Regions from separate parts of the Homo sapiens genome. Here region 2 is linked to region 1. A link is an interaction called in ENCODE POLR2A ChIA-PET data of the cell type or tissue named here. Cell type or tissue: MCF 10A. All regions are shown on one strand. Each heading gives the region's core, and the rest is flanking DNA. Links, peaks and the distances in the headings are about the cores only. Region 1 has its middle 150 kb from the start of GRIA1. Region 2 has its middle 210 kb from the start of GRIA1.

Evidence for each region. ChIA-PET counts read pairs that join two places held together with the same protein. Peaks named below come from ENCODE experiments on the same cell type or tissue, not always from the same donor. Only the 100,000 strongest peaks of a DNase experiment are listed, where the experiment ranks them.
Region 2: POLR2A ChIA-PET joins it to region 1 with 7 read pairs; 2 of 35 experiments call an interaction of 5 or more read pairs at or near these places.

Annotation. Positions count from the first base shown.
Region 1 is chr5:153,339,667-153,342,600 of GRCh38, forward strand. No RefSeq gene overlaps it. Among named protein-coding and RNA genes, the nearest start is that of GRIA1, 150 kb to the right of the region's middle. In MCF 10A, for the core only: no CTCF peak of the experiment used is centred there; no DNase peak of the experiment used is centred there.
Region 2 is chr5:153,274,985-153,277,918 of GRCh38, forward strand. No RefSeq gene overlaps it. Among named protein-coding and RNA genes, the nearest start is that of GRIA1, 210 kb to the right of the region's middle. In MCF 10A, for the core only: no CTCF peak of the experiment used is centred there; a DNase peak (open chromatin) is centred at 1,367.

The sequences.
Region 1 (2,934 bases), core at 282-2,781:
AATGCTTCTAAAATTGGGATGAGTTTACCAATCAATGTGTACACTTAATGCAGTTAATTTTTTGTTTGTTTTCTAAAAAGCTTTTATTAAATCAATGGTGCAGTCACACAATCAATAGCATCTTTGATGTAAGAAAACACAGTGCAGCATTTATTGGATGATGTATTTGTCATTGCTAAAAATAAAAGTAAAAACAAGATGTCTGCCTTCAAAGAGTTTCCAATTAAACAAAAATCTAGACCAATATTTGTGAAATAAGAATAATATCTAATAACACACCCTTGCAAATAATCATTTGTTAGGTGGACATTTTTCAGAAAAAGGAGGCATCAGTACAGGTCAGAAAAAAAAAATAAAAAGAAGTTGAGATGGAGCTTGTAACTGGAGCTGGTGAGAGGTGAGTCGAAGTATTCTATAATATTCAGTCCAATGAGGTAGTTGTGGGATTGAGAAAAATAGGTTTTTAAATCTGTCAGCAATTTATTTTAGCTGTTGTAGGTGAGTTATTCAAATTATCGTTGAACTTATAAAAATGATAGCATGGAAAAGGGTATCAAATATCTTTTCTGCATTCTATATTGAAGCTAGAATTTGTTTTTCATGCAGGTATATTCTTTGTTTTGAGATATCACTGTGATGACTCATTTAGTCATAGATATTTCTGGCAAGCATCTACTCATTGTTCTCAGAAAACACGGAGACAGTGACATATTCTATATGCTTCAGGCCAAGCATTCTGAATATAAAAACATCATTCATGGTGCATACAGCTGTACCCCTGAAAAGTTTATTATATTTTCAATGACGACCACATCCTTCACTCCTGAACTCCCCCCTCCAAAAAAAAGAGAGGGATATTTGAGTCTAGATTCGGAGTTGAGAAGACTAGATTGGGGTCTCTAATCCATAGGGGCCAACTGGCGCCTGTGGACTGGAGCTGATAAGCAAGAGATGACTATCATAGGACCTTCCATGGGAGTCACAGTTATTCAATTTTACAGCAATTCTTTCCAATAATCAGTTTCATTTCTCCTTCATCTCTGTACTATAATTTCTCTATCCCTAGCTATTGCAAACTAACAGAAGGCCTACGTCATGGCCTGGGTCAAAGGAAACCATAAAGAGTGGCAGCAGTATGAAGAAATGTTCTTAAGCTGTAAGAAGAGACTGATGACATCTAGAGAAATGGTTGATAAACAGCAACCAGGGAAAGTAGGTAAATTCCCAAAAGAGGCCCCAAAATGCACATGGAGAGAAATTTATTCATATTCATGAAGGATAGGGTGTATTCAATATTAGTAAAGTGCTAAAGAGAAACATGACTCTGAAGGCCTCTGGGCTTTGAAACAGTAAATATATGTGTGCTTTTTTTGGAGCAAGGGTCCTTAGGTTCTAAGTATTCTGTAACACAAAATTTTTTTATAAACTATTTAACTAGACATTAAGGATGGCAGGAATAGGACAGACTAAAAAAAAAACGAAGGAGTTTTACAGAAAAAAATGTTTTTTTTCTAAATACATATTTTAAATATACCAAGGAAAACATTTTAGAATGTCAGCTACATGTTTGGTAATAGATTATATATAATTAGACTTTAAGACACACTATATTATCCTTCTTGAAAATCATTGGCTTTTTGTTCCAGTGCTTTCCCAGCAAGTCAACAGATAATGCAGCTGCCCTAGGGAGCTTATTCTTTGAGGAAGGTTGCAAAGCCCTGGGCACCTGGCTAATTAAGAGCCATTTATCATTTTAGGGTTCTACAGTATTAAAACATGCCAAGCATTAAAAGTGGAATACATCCTAAGGAACTAAACACACACATACACACACACACACACACACAAATATACACACATACACATATATACACATATACATACACACATTTATATATAGATATAAATGTGGATGAATAAAAATGTTCATCTTAGGTTTATATATTATAGCAAAAAACTGAACACTGAAAACAACCTAATTGAAAACCACTTAATATCTAATGTACAGAATTCTTTTACTAAATTACATTGTATCCATATGATGAAATATGATGCAACCATTAAAAATTATACTATATCAAAATGTTAATAGCAACTATTATTAATAACAAGAATGATAAATTCTGGATATTGTAGCTTCTTTTCTATTCTCTTTCTTTTTTTACTGATCTATTTCTGCATTTTCTAAAATAGTCATGTTTAATTGTTCTAGCAGGCAAAACAATAGAAGTTGTTAAAAGTGGGTAGGGAAGAATATTTGTGATCATGGAAAAACAATTCTATATTACTAAAAAAGGAGGGTATAAAGAGTACTTGCAGGACAATGTCATCTGAAATGTAGACATGTACAGAAAAAAATATTTAAAGGGAATGTGGTAAAATGTTGATAGGTAATTATATTTATTATATTTTTCTTTGTCTTTTCTTATATTTTTCAAGTTTTCTGCACTGAACATGAGGTTCCTTTTTGTTTTTTGTTGTTGTTGTTGTTGTTTTGTTTTTTGTTTTGTTTTACAGAACTAAGGGGTACTAATGTCATTATCAGGTTATTTCTACTTTAACAAACAGCCCTGTCTAAGGATTGGTTAACCTTATGTGGCCATTCCCTTTAGCACCCTTTGCAAAGATTCCAAAAATGTCAGCCATAATTTAAGCAAACAGCACTCTCTGTGGCCCACTGAGAGGCCTAATTTAGGCTTTGTGAAATGGCCCCTGTAATGGTGTCCCCATCTGGTATGTGTGCACATGTACATATACATGCATACACACACATATGTATCACATACACACACACATAAAATGACAAATGCTATCTTGATTCTTCCAACAAGCTTTTAGATTTTCAGCAACTTAGCAGAAAGAAGCATTGAAATATGTTAATACTTACTGTCTCCAAGATCAACACTAAATGAGAATAAAATATAAGACTACACA
Region 2 (2,934 bases), core at 178-2,677, 65 kb before region 1:
CTCCTCCACAATTTTGGTTTATGGACATTTTGCAGGACAGACCAAGATGCCATCTTGCTTCATTCTTTATTATCTATCTATGGCTAACATTTAAAGCTATATTTGTTCCAGTATATGTCCCAAGTATATAAATAATTTAAAAATGCATAGCTGGGCATGGTAGCAGGCTCCTGTAATCCCAGCTACTTGGGAGGCTGAGGCAGGAGAATCGCTTGAACATGGGAGGTGGAGGTTGCGGTAAGCCAAGATAGCACCGTTGCACTCCAGCCTGGGCAACAAGAATGAAACTCTGTCTCAAAAAAAAAAAAAAAAAATGCAGTAAAATTTTCCCAAGTATAATCAGCTTTTATTTCCTTCAATTAGTTTTGTTGATATGGGCAAATTTAGAACCAAGCAGAATATATGTGGACATGGTCTTTTAGGAGATTGGAGCTTAATTTTTTAGATTTATTTTTTAAGTTGCACAATTAATGCATACAAATGTATAAATTCATAAAATATAAAAGAGCAAAGAAAAAAGAGGAAGCTCTCCCTAGTTTTACTCTATTTAAAAGAAGCTTATTTTTTGCAAGAAACAGGCACAAACTTATATAAAAAATGACAACTTAAGTTAGAAGCAAAAATAAAACATAATTGTAATTAGAACCAGACAGGAAAAGAACAGTCCTTAGTAGACCAGGTCAATTGCAGTAAGAGTGTGCACTCTCACCAAGTAGTATAAAAGGAGCTTTCAATCATATCACTAATTAGATTTTTTCTGAATAAGTAAAATAGGTAAAGTAGAAAGTTGCAAAAATTATAACACGATACACTTAAAGAAAGGTCTGTTATTTTTTGTCAAGCATCTATAGAAAATGCCTGGACAAAACCAAATTACGAAATATCTTATTAGACCTATTTATTTTTGTTGAGTCAGCATTGAAGTTCATTTTTTGTTTGTGTTTAGATATACATAATTTATTTTTGGCTTAATAGAAATGTGGTCCTTCCTTATAATATCTTAATGTTCAATGAGATGGAGTAAGTGTCTCTCTTCTTAATCTTTTTTAGTTTGTTTGTATCTCGAGGGTTGGGGAGGCAGGAGATATCAATCACCTTCTCAGACCTAGTCTCAGAATCCATAATTCAAGGTGAAATTTCTGTTACTTATCAATGTTTCTGAAGTGTTTGATATGTTATAAATCAATTTTTTGCCCTACGTGGAAGTGATCACATAACAGATTTTCATTTGGCTTACATGTCAAGTCCAGGGATCCTTTTCTTGTCTCTATTTATACCCCAAAACAATTATGACAGTTAATAGGAAATCCTTACTTTTGTCTGCATCCCCTTGGCTTAGACTTCATGGCAGAAGTTCAGGACCATGGACAGCATCCCGGACAGTTGGCATTCGTATGCCTACAAAACAAGAGGCATGATCCATAGTCTCAAGGAGCTTATGGTATTGTTTCTGAGACAATAATAATCTAGAAAAGCACAACAAATAAGTATGCAAATAAATAACATAACATAGTTTATAAAATAAAAAGAATCATAGGTGAAAAAGTAATAATCCGGCAGTTATGGGATTTTAGGCAAATTATTTCCTCTCTCTGAGCAGCAATTCTTCCTTTTATAATAGGAGAATTAGATTAGACCAGTGATTTCCAGATTATTATGTTCTCAATCCAGTCAAATTAAAAAAAAAAAACAAATTTAGGTGGTAAAGATAGGATGCTTAGCCCTATTTTTTGCCAAATTAAGGGCATTAAAAATTGCTTCTATTGCCATTATTTCTATTTTTAAAAAAAAAAAAAAAAAAGACATAGACTGGGCACAGTGGCTTATGCCTGTAATCCTAGCACTTTGAGAGGCCAAGGCGGGCAGATCATCTGAGCTTGGGAATTCGTGACCCGCCTGGCCAACATGGTGAAACCCCGTCTCTACTAAAAATACAAAAATTAGCCAGGCATGGTGGTGCACATCTGTAATTCCAGCTACCTGGAAGGCTGAGGCACGAGAATCGTTTGTACCTGGGAGACAGAAGTTGCAGTGAGCCGAGATCTTACCATTGCACTCCAGCCTGGGCAACAGAGTGAGACTCTGTCTCAAGAAAAAAAAAAAAAAAAAAAAAAAAATATATATATATATATATATTTCAACACCCAAAAAAGAACTTAATCACAGAATAGAAACAGCTCGTTATAAAATAGGACACTTCATTTATTTGTTTATTCTGAAAAACATGTGTTGAATGCTTGCTGTGTGCCATGCTGTATCTGGTGGTGGAAATGCTGTGGCGAAGAAGCAGACAAGTCTCAGTGGGGATCCCATCAAGGAGATCAAAGAATGGCAACTTTGACAGTATATACTCTGTGCAGATAGATTCATTCATTCTATTATAAACTAGTGAAAACATCATCCACTAATACCCATTCTTGGACTAAAATTTGGAAACCACTGTTCCACAGGATTACCAGTTTCCAGATCCTATGGTTAATAAGGTCCAGAGGCTCTATCATAAATAATAAGTGTAAACAGGGAAGTATCAGTGTTGGTTGGAATAATTTAAACCCAATAATAAAATCTAGGTAGAGATGGAAGGCATTTTATTTTGATTTAAGTTTGATGCGAAATAAAGTGGATATAAAGTTCTTATTCTTACTTGGAATTCGCTTTTTCTACTCACTGACAAAAACATTTAAGATATTATTGGTTATCATCATGATAATTAATGTATTAGCTTATCTGGCAACCCCAAATTTGGGGGGTTGTCATTCTATCTTCCATGAGATACTGATAGAAAGGAATTACATTATGTGTCCAGGAGGTAATAGCAAACCAATTATTTTAATTTGGGTAGTTGCTTTGCCTTGGAAGATGTGATTATAAAGTCACTAAATCTTAGTAGTCCAGGTTTACTCCATGTCTGAACAAGATTAGCAAGTGTACTGA